Regions from separate parts of the Homo sapiens genome. Here region 2 is linked to region 1. A link is an interaction called in ENCODE POLR2A ChIA-PET data of the cell type or tissue named here. Cell type or tissue: MCF 10A. All regions are shown on one strand. Each heading gives the region's core, and the rest is flanking DNA. Links, peaks and the distances in the headings are about the cores only. Region 1 has its middle 51 kb from the start of EHBP1. Region 2 overlaps EHBP1 (EH domain binding protein 1).

What was found. ChIA-PET counts read pairs that join two places held together with the same protein. Peaks named below come from ENCODE experiments on the same cell type or tissue, not always from the same donor. Only the 100,000 strongest peaks of a DNase experiment are listed, where the experiment ranks them.
Region 2: POLR2A ChIA-PET joins it to region 1 with 5 read pairs; 10 of 35 experiments call an interaction of 5 or more read pairs at or near these places.

What each region holds. Positions count from the first base shown.
Region 1 is chr2:62,651,527-62,656,915 of GRCh38, forward strand. No RefSeq gene overlaps it. Among named protein-coding and RNA genes, the nearest start is that of EHBP1, 51 kb to the right of the region's middle. In MCF 10A, for the core only: no CTCF peak of the experiment used is centred there; a DNase peak (open chromatin) is centred at 2,655.
Region 2 is chr2:62,709,904-62,715,292 of GRCh38, forward strand. The region is part of intron 2 of EHBP1 (EH domain binding protein 1); the gene reads left to right. Among named protein-coding and RNA genes, the nearest start is that of EHBP1, 6.9 kb to the left of the region's middle. In MCF 10A, for the core only: no CTCF peak of the experiment used is centred there; no DNase peak of the experiment used is centred there.

The DNA.
Region 1 (5,389 bases), core at 256-5,255:
TGACCCCTTGCACTTCCCGAGTGAGGCAATGCCTCGTCCTGCTTCGGCTCACGCACCCGCTGACCTGTGCCCACTGTCTGGCACTCCCTAGCGAGATGAACCCGGTATCTCAGATGGAAATGCAGAAATCACCCGTCCTCTGCATGGCTCATGCTGGGAGCTGTAGACCGGAGCTGTTCCTATTCAGCCATCTTGGCTCCAACCCACCCCAGGAATATTTTCTTGAGTGAGTTTCTTAATCCTGAGTTCTAGTTTGATTGCACTGTGGTCTGAGAGACAGTTTGTTATAATTTCTGTACACCAATAACAGACAAACAGAGAGCCAAATCATGAGTGAACTCCCATTCACAATTGCTTCAAAGAGAATAAAATACCTAGGAATCCAACTTACAAGGGATATGAAGGACCTCTTCAAGGAGAACTAGAAACCACTGCTCAAGGAAATAAAAGAGGATACAAACAAATGGAAGAACATTCCATGCTCATGAATAGGAAGAATCAATATCGTGAAAATGGCCATACAGCCCAAGGTAATTTATTGATTCAATGCCATCCCCATCAAGCTACCAATGACTTTCCTCACAGAATTGGAAAAAACTACTTTAAAGTTCATATGGAACCAGAAAAGAGCCTGCATCACCAAGTCAATCCTAAGCCAAAAGAACAAAGCTGGAGGCGTCACGCTACCTGACTTCAAACTATACTATAAGGCTACATTAACCAAAACAGCATGGTAATGGTACCAAAACAGAGATATAGATCAATGGAACAGAACAGAGCCCTCAGAAATAATGCTGCATATCTACAACTATCTGATCTTTGACAAACCTGAGAAAAACAAGCAATGGGGAAACAATTCCCTATTTAATAAATGGTGCTTGGAAAACTGGCTAGCCATATGTAGAAAGCTGAAACTGGATCCCTTCCTTACACCTTATACAAAAATTAATTCAAGATGGATTAAAGACTTAAACGTTTGACCTAAAACCATAAAAACCCTAGAAGAAAACCTAGGCAATACCATTCAGGACATAGGTATGGACAAGGCCTTCATGTCTAAAACACTGAAAGCAATGGCAACAAAAGCCAAAATTGACAAATGGGATCTAATTAAATTAAAGAGCTTCTGCACAGCAAAAGAAACCACCATGAGAGTGAATAGGCAACCTACAGAATGGGAGAAAATTTTTGCAACCTACTCATCTGACAAAGGGCTAATATCCAGAATCTACAATCAACTCAAACAAATTTACAAGAAAAAAACAAACAACCCCATCAAAAAGTGAGTGAAGGATATGAACAGACACTTCTCAAAAGAAGACATTTATGCAGCCAAAAAACACATGAAAAAATGCTCACCATCACTGGCCATCAGAGAAATGCAAATCAAAACCACAATGAGCTACCATCTCACACCAGTTAGAATGGCGATCATTAAAAAGTCAGGAAACAACAGGTGCTGGAGAGGATGTGGAGAAATAGGAACACTTTTACACCATTGGTGGGACTGTAAACTAGTTCAACCATTGTGGAAGTCAGTGTGGCCATTCCTCAGGGATCTAGAACTAGAAATACCATTTGACCCAGCCATCCCATTACTGGGTATATACCCAAAGGATTATAAATCATGCTACTATAAAGACACATGCACACGTATGTTTATTGTGGCACTATTCACAATAGCAAAGACTTGGAACCAAGCCAAATGTCCAACAATGATAGACTGGATTAAGAAAATGTGGCACATAAATACCATGGGATACTATGTGGCCATAAAAAAGGATGAGTTCATGTCCTTTGAAGGGACATGGATGAAGCTGGAAACCATCATTGTCAGCAAACTATCGCAAGGACAAAAAACCAAACACCGCATGTTCTCACTCATGGGTGGTAATTGAACAATGAGAACACATGGACACAGGAAGGGGAACATTACACACTGGGGACTGTTGTGGGGTGGGGGGAGCGGGGAGGGATAGCATTAGGAGGTTTACCTAATGCTAAATGATGAGTTAATGGGTGCAGCACACCAACATGGCACATGTATACATATGTAACAAACCTGCACATTGTGCACATGCATCCTAAAACTTAAAGTATAATGATAATAATTTAAAAATTATAAGTCAAGTACTAAATAAGTCCCCAGGTGGCCTAAGTAAGGCATTCCCTGGCATCCATAGTATTCAACCTGCAGCCAGGGATGGAGTTCTGTGGAGTTGAGGAATCTAAATCAATAATCTTAGAATGAAAAGGGCATCACTGTCAATTGACTTGGGCTTTCTCCAGTCTTTTAGTATTCAGCAAAACATTGTTTATTTAACTTGATTAGAAAGGTCAGCCCAAATCTACGAGGAGGGACCAAGACAAATGAACAAGTTCTTGATAATGGAAGTGATTTATTGGTTTCCAGTATGGACTCCAATTCAAGTTCTCAGTAATAGCAGATTGGGTTTCTGTTCCTCCTACTGAAACTGACAAGAAAGAGTGAAATTGGTAGGTTAATTCCACAAACACCAGAAAATTCTTATAAACAACTTAGGTAATAATTAGCTCAAACATTCTTCCTTCAATATTTACATCTGCAGGTCTCAACAGGACACACCGATATGTTGCAAGCAACTTCATACCAATCATAGTAGAAGTATCAAAGTTCGCAAGTGATTCACTTTTAACAATAAATCCGAGAACATTTAAGGTTATCACAATAATATCACAGTCACACGTTTGCATTTCCATGTGCTTCTTAAGAGAAAAGGCAGGGGTGGGTTACAGAGATGGAGTCAGGAAATGCACATGGGTCTGTGTTGCTCATGCCAACACTGTTCTTGTATTGTCACAGAAAAAAAAAAAACAGAGAAGGAGAGAACTGCCTTACATCATCAATTTTCTTAAAACCTTTTATCATATGAAGGTAAAACTAAACCTTGCTCGCTCAACTTCCTAATTTTAGGCAATGATTGGAATTCAGTTTAACTTACTGTCTAACCCTCATATAGCAAGGAATGTGGACCTTGAAGACTTATTCACCGCTAAGGTTTTATGAGTATTGTGGTGAAATGAGGCATGGCATGGAAGAATAGTATAATCTGGACAAACTGTGGCATTCCTGGTAAACCCCAAAGGGTGGCACCACCTTGGTGAGGTCACCTCAGGCCAGTCTTGCAGACTGAGAAACTCACCATTGCTAGGGCTCTGACTCTTTTCAGACTGAGACAACTGACTTGAGCTGCTGTCGAAACTTTCAAGAAGTTGCTGTATAATGTTATTCACTTACAGATGTTATTCACTTAAAATGGAGGATACTTCTTTCCAATTACTAAAGCTGCTTCTTTCCTGATCTCATAATACCCGGAGAATTGAATTTATGATTGTAAGTTTGGGTGGGAAACACGGAGTCAGAGAAAAAAGTGGAGAATGATCTTAAGAATATCGTCCAGGCCATGATGAGGTATGTAGAATTATCCTTGACCCACAAGAGACTTCTTCAGTTACCAGACTGAGTGAGTTCCCAGAAGCTGAGCACACTCTCCTCTGAAAAGTGCTGGACAAACTTTGCCAATTTCTTACTCTTAGGGTCTCCTTTTTTTGTGCTCTGAGCTTCCTGAGTCCCTTCCATTCAAACAATTGGTTCAGTTTCAGGAAATTACTGTAACAGTTAGGGTTCTGTGGTTATGTATAATAGAAAGTGACTTCAGCTAACTTGAGCACAAAAGTGGAATTTATTGGAAGAAGCTGAGAACTATTACAAAATTGAATGAAAAGCTGAAGTCCCAGATCTTTAAAAGAATCCATGGAGCTGCTCTGAGGATGCTTGCTACTTGGTAGGGGGAAGCAGACACTTAAATAAAAAGAAGTGCCAGGTAGGTGAGTGCAGTGGCTCACGCCTATAATCCCAACACTCCCGGAGGCTGCTGTGGGAGAGTCAGTTGAGACCAGGAGTTTGAGACAAGCGTGGGCAACGTATTGAAACCTCATCTCTAGAAAATTTTTAAAAATTAGCTAGGTGTGGTGGTGGAGCTATGATTGTACCACTGGACTCCAGCACTCTAGCCTGGGTGACAGAACAAGATCTCATCTCTTAAAAAAAAAAAAAAAGCAATTAAATGTGGCAGTATCACTATAGAAATATGCTAAAAATAAAAGGAATTACAAAGGAGGGATTGGTCAATTGTCCCTGGTAAGGGGTAGGGATAAGTTTCAAGGTAAAGAAAGGCTTCATAGTGGAGGTAATATTTGAGTCAACTCTTAAAAGTAGATTACTTTTAAGTAATCTTATTAGTAGAGTTGATGTTTGCTTGATGGCCAAAGAAAGAAAAGGTATTCAAGGCGCAAAGACACAGAGTTGTGAAAGAGTATGGCATATTCAAAAACATGAATGTCATTCCATATACCTTCAGCGTGGCTTGGTGATGTGGAGTTTCATGAGAAAAATGAGACTGGAGAGGGAGCAGAAGACTGACTGATCACAAAGAACCATGTAGCAATAAACTGTGGTCGTAGAAGAGCAGTATCAGATCCAAAAAATAAGTTTTATGTATAAAACTTCTACAAACAAGAAACTTAAAAAAAAAAAGGACTCATAGAGATTATTTTTCCCTTCTTCCTTCTTCCTTCTTCCTTCCTTCCTTCTTCTTCTTCACTCTGACAACTGATTCCCTCCCCACCAACCTTCCTGTTCCCCATACACACAAATCTACAATCATCCATGATATTTCATGCCCACAGTTGTTTTTAAAATCTTAGAATAAGGCCATCCGTACAAAGTAATCTCATCAAGACTGATCAGACTTCATCTCCTTGAGAACAATTCTCTGAAAATCTTACCCTGGTAGCAGAAGATTGTGACAGTAATAATTTGAGCAATTTCCAGTAGCTAATTTCCCTTGGTAAGAAAAAATATTAAACCTGCTTCTCTAATCCATACTTGGCCTCCAGATGTGTTCAAACTAGTTCTTCCAGCTGGAGCTACAGAGGGTAATTCATAGAGCCAAAACTAAGTCTCAGACTATTCTGGACTCTTTTTCCATCATCCTCATGGATATGGTAATGTAACATGTGGCACATCCAGACATAAATAAAACTTGGGAAGGAAGAATTCTGAAGGATTTTGTCCATTCTGGGCACAAGAATCTTGACCATAATAGTGAGTGTGCATTCAGCTCAGGTACCTATGAAATTTTAGAGTCTTTTAATTTTGGAATTTATGAAGACAACCAATGGATTTGTTGAGAACAACTAAGTCTTCTTTCCGAAATGAGAGTTTAATACTTACATATTTTCTCATATACAGTTAAATGTAGTAAAGGGTGTTTTGTATTTAATATATTATTTATTGTGTATTCCGCAGTCTTTGTCCTTTCCTTACTAAGGAACTAGAGAAAGCCCC
Region 2 (5,389 bases), core at 286-5,285, 58 kb after region 1:
GACAGTATACCAGGGAGGGCCTATTCATCATCATTCCTTGATTGCCACATGAAGGGGCTTTAGCAAATTTGGAGATGATAGGGGTTTATACCCCCTACTCTTCTTGTTGTCCTTATGTCATTTAATTATTAAATGATGTAGCTGTTGGCAAGTAGTAAGACTGGCCTCTGGAGATGAGTTTGAAAGAGACTGTACTGTCATTTCTCAGTTTACTTTCTGTTCTGTTCTTTTATCATCTGTAGGCTTTTAGATTTCTGAGAGAAATCTTTACTATATGAGTTCTCAAAGGCTTTACAGGTGTTTAAGTAAACTGTATGAAAGTTGGCAAGTTGGGGTTATGATGATAATTTAACTATGTTGCAAATTAAATTCTGGTAAAAGCTCTCTAATATATGACATGAATCATTATGTATGAATACGTATTATATTTTGTATGTATATATATGAACATATTTTATATTTGTATTTATATTTCTTCCATCTAATTCTTAGTTGTGGTGGGAGGACTAAAAATATTCAGAGTGCTGTAAACTTTTCCCAAAAAGTCATGTATTTATTTTAGTTTCTTATTTTTCTATGTCATATAAGAATTCCTTTTCCTTATTTTAAAATATAATTTTAATTATAATTTATATATTAAATAGGCAGTACAATCACATGGTTCAAAACTCTAGAGGTACAAAAAGGTGAAGATACATCCCTGAAAGTAACTCTTCTTTTTGTTCATTATTTCACACATCTTTGCCAACCTTGTGACCCCAGGATTTGAAAGGTAAAAAAAAAGTAGTTTTTCTTAGTGTTTAAGTTTGTGACATTGACCTGTTAGATAAAATATAAACTCTTTAATCTGATGTTCCAGGCTATGTGTAACTGATCCCAGCTTAGTCTTCCAATTAGACATTAAGAAGACTACATGCACTTTCAGTGTTAAGTTGAATTTATGAAGACCAAATTACATTAAGAAGTATTAATTTCAGATCCACTTCTTTGGGTGGCTTAAGCAAGCATTTCTCTGTTGACCATGGAGTGATATAGAGATACATGAGCCTTGATGTAAATAACCTACTTTTGAAATAAATTTTACAAAGAACAGAAAAAAGCATTAATTAGAAACAAACTTGGTGTGTTTTGTGGGATATGGACTGTCATGAGTAAAAGTGGAAGCAGGGATACCAGCTAATAGGCTGTTGCAGTAATTCAAACAGCAGAGTAGTAGGTGGTGAGAAATGGTCAGACATATGTAACACACACATACCCTCACACACACTCAGCACCACCACACTTTATTGAGGTATAATTTACACTTGCATATAGTAAAATGCATCCATTTTAAGTGTACAGTTCAGTGAGTTTTGACAATTTTATGTACCCATGTAGCTGGATAATAAATTTTTTTAAAGATATAGTTAGCAGGACTTACTGATGGATTAGATATGATGTAAAGTAAGAGACAATCAATAATGACTATAGGTTTTTGGCCTGAGCAACCAGGTGAATGTAATATTAATTGAAGGGATAGGGGAACACTTGGGGAGGAAAAGGTTTGGTGTGAGGGAGAAATCAAGAATTCTGTTTGCTTTTCGTTTGGGACATCCAGATGGAGATCTTAGTTAAGCAGTTAATTATAAAAGTCTCAAACTCAGAGGCTGGATCATCTTAGTATGTAAGTAGTAGTTATAATCATGGGGCGATAGAAAATTTCCTATGCATTAATACAGATTGAGAAGAGGATTGAAGACTGAGCCTTGAGGCACTTCAGCATATAGAGGTGAGGAAGGAGAGGAGGAGCCAACAAAGGAGACAGGAAACAAGCAGTAGTGAGATAGGAAAATTGGGAGAGCGTGTTTTCTAAGAAACCAACTGCAAAAAGTGTATTAAGGGAGTATTTGGCTGTGTCAAATACTGTTGAGAGGTTGAGCAAGGTGACCGTTGGATTTGGCAAGATGGAAAGAACTAATGATTTTGAGGAATGGTTCAATGGAGTGGTGGAGATGAAGACTTGATTAAGTTGGCTTAGAGGAAAGGAAGTGATTACAGTGAGTATGATGATTTTTTTGGAGTATTTTGCTACAAAGCAGAGAACTAGGTAATACTTGGAGAGAGACAAGGGTTCAAGGTACATTTTTTGCTTGGCAGATATTGCAACATGTGTAAATGCTGGTGGAAATGATTGGTAGAGAAGGAAAAATGGATGATGTGGTGGGAGAGGAGGTAACCTTAGGACAGAAAAGTCTTTGAGTGAGAGAAAGAGAAAAGGATCCAGAACACAAGTGGAAACGTTGAACTTAGGTAGAAGCAGGGACCATTCATTGTTACAAGGGGAGAAGCAGGGTACATGGGTAGAGAAGCAGATAGGTTGGTAGATTTGGTTGGGAAGGATGTGGACATTCTGTTTTCTCAGGGAAATGATATAAGAAATCATCTGCTGGGAGGGAGGTGACAGTTGTTGAAGAACTGAGGAGATGAGGTATGAAGTTGTCAAAGTGAGAATGAATTGACTAGGGAAATGTAGGGGGATTGCTGGGTAGTAGTGATGACCTTCTTAACTTTGTGATTATAAATTTTAAGTGAATGCAACCAGCAAGTTTGCATATTTTAATCCAACTGTGTTCAGTGCTTTGGTGCAGGCATGGAATAGATAGAGTTGGATTTGACCAGGATTGGATTTTGTCAGGAATGTATAACTGAGGGGAAGAGAGACAGGGAAATTGAGAGCAAATGTGCAGGAGTGGTTTTAGTGATGAACCATGGAATATAAGCTGGAAAAGGAGAAGGTAAGTACGTGAAAGATGGGATAGTCAGTGAAAGCATGAAAAGGATAATGATTGAAAGATTTTAAAGAGGTTGAAGAATTGTTGGGGTTGGGAGCTGGAAAGATGGGAGGTGGAAGAGTGTGAGATGCTTGATTTTGAGGATGTGGTTAATGTTAATGACAAGATACTGGTGGTGTCCTTGGATCACATGTGCATATCTGTTTACAAAAATGAGCACATATCCCAATATATTTTTAATATACTGCATACATGAAATATGAGTATACTTTAATTTCCTTTAATAAAATAAATACCTTTAAAATAAATAAATTTAAGTAGAATTTCTTGCTGTGTTTGAGTAGATAATCTTTTGCACCTTCCAGGTATTCCTATTCCTTGTTAGAGACTATAGCTATTAGTATATAACCATGAGAGTTGGTGGCTGAGGTGAAATGGAGTAAAAGATTTTTTGGGTATGAAGAGGGTGGTCAAGGAATTTAGAGGCCAATGTGTGGACAGATTATTTGTGTGGCTCTTGAAGTTGCCAAGAATAATGGGAGGAGAAACATTTAAGACAGGGAGTCAGGTGCTAAACTCTTTTTTTTTTTTTTTTTGAGACAGAGTCACACTCTGTTGCCCAGGGTGGAGTGCAGTGGCTCATTGCAACCTCTGCCTCCTGGGTTCAAGTGATTCTCATGCCTCAGCCTCCTAAGTAGCTGGGATTACCGGCATGTACCACCATGTCTGGCTAGTTTTTTTGTATTTTTAGTAGAGACAGGGTTTTGCTATGTTGGCCAGGCTGGTCTCGAACTCCTGTCCTCAAATGATCTGCCCACCTCAGCCTCCCAAAGTACTGGGATTACAGGTCTGAGCCACGGCACCTGGCCTGGTGCTAAAATCTTTAATGTATGAGGGGAGAGATGGGGCAGAAGGTTAGATGACTGCAAAAGGAAGAGGCAAGGTAAGAAAGGTATTGTTCCCTAGTTTCTAGGCTTGCTTCTAGAGAGGTTAGTTTGCAGTACTTTCTATGTTGCAAGTTATGTGAATCTTGAACATCTTATTCCTTGAAACAAAATAGCGCAGTCTTTTCTATATTGTAAGTTGTCAAAGGCATATGATTTTAGCAAATGCTAAATTGATGTTACTTGTTTGTAATTTCATGATAGTATCTTATAAACTGATTTTTTTTAAATTGTAATTGTTACATATTGTGTTTTTTCCAGATTTTAAGTCTTTATTCTATGTGAAGAACAGTTTTACAAAATTCAATTGTGGTGGGTTCTTTAAGGAATATAGTGGAGCCACTTAATGCCATAATTGGATATTGATGTGCTTACATCATGATTATGTCTACACATGACTCAAAATATGCCTCTAGATCAAGAGTTGGCAGGCAAACTCTGGCCTGATCCAAACTGGCTCTTTTGTTCTCTAAAAAAATAGAGAACAAATTTTTTTCTGTAAATATTCACACTTTGGGAGGGGCTGAGGTGGCAGGATCCCATGAACTCAGGAGTTCAGTAGTTCAAGACCAGCCTGGGTAACATGGTGAGACCCTATCTCTTAAAAAGAAAAAAAGAAAGAAAGAAAAAGTTTGCTGACTTCTGCTTTAAGTCGTGGGAGTTACTTGCAGCTAGTGTTTAGGGAATACAGAGTCTAGCACCTTTCTGTGTTCTCTGTGCTCAGGCTCTAAACTATTAGTTTAGTCTTATTCCACTCAAACTACATAAGTAACAGAGAAGAGACCATTGTGCCAGTTTTCCAGCCTTATAGAAAGAAACTTTAGAACAGCTTCTGAAAACATTGAGGTCTGTGTCTGTGTAAAATACATATTTTCTGGCTGTGTGACCTTGGATGAATTATCTCTTGGTACTTCTTCAGTAGTGGAGATGATAATAACACTACTTCCAGCATAGAGTTGTTTTGAAGATTAAGTAAGATAATACCTGTAATAAAGGGGTTAGAACAGTGTCTGACAGAGTAAGCACCCAGAAAATTTTACCCATTGTTGTTATTATTTTTTATCTGATAAATAAGCAATGAGTGATGAAGAGAACTATCTAGAGAGAAAGGTTAGAGTAGGTGGGAAGAAGACTGTAAATATAACCTGAACTTTTAAGAGTGTTAGAGAAAGATGAACTAGCATAGGTTGGAGTGACCAGGGAGGTAGGAGTAACCAGGGAATGTGCCTGCAGAAGTACAGTGCTGAAATGAGCTAAGTTTTGACAATACTTTGACTTTTGGGGAGAGGAACTACATATTTTTGCTTCTGAAGCAAAATCAATTCCTATGGTTTTATAACTTTATTTCCTTTTTATAATAATTTCAAGCAAATGTTGGGCTAAGAAAACTAACTTAATTTCTCCAAAGTAGAATTAATTTGCCAGCATTTGTGTATGCATGTCTGTGTGTTCGTATGTGTCCTGTAGCGATGTTTTATGATATTTATGATGTATTTCTTTTCTTTTTTTCTTTTGAGACAGAGTCTTGCTCTGTCACCCAGGCTGGAGTGCAGTGGCACAATCTTGGCTCACTGCAGCCTCCACCTCCCGGGTTCAAGCAATTCTTCTGCCTCGGCCTCCCGAGTAGCTGGGACTATAGGTGCATGCCACCATGCCCAGCTAATTTTTTGTATT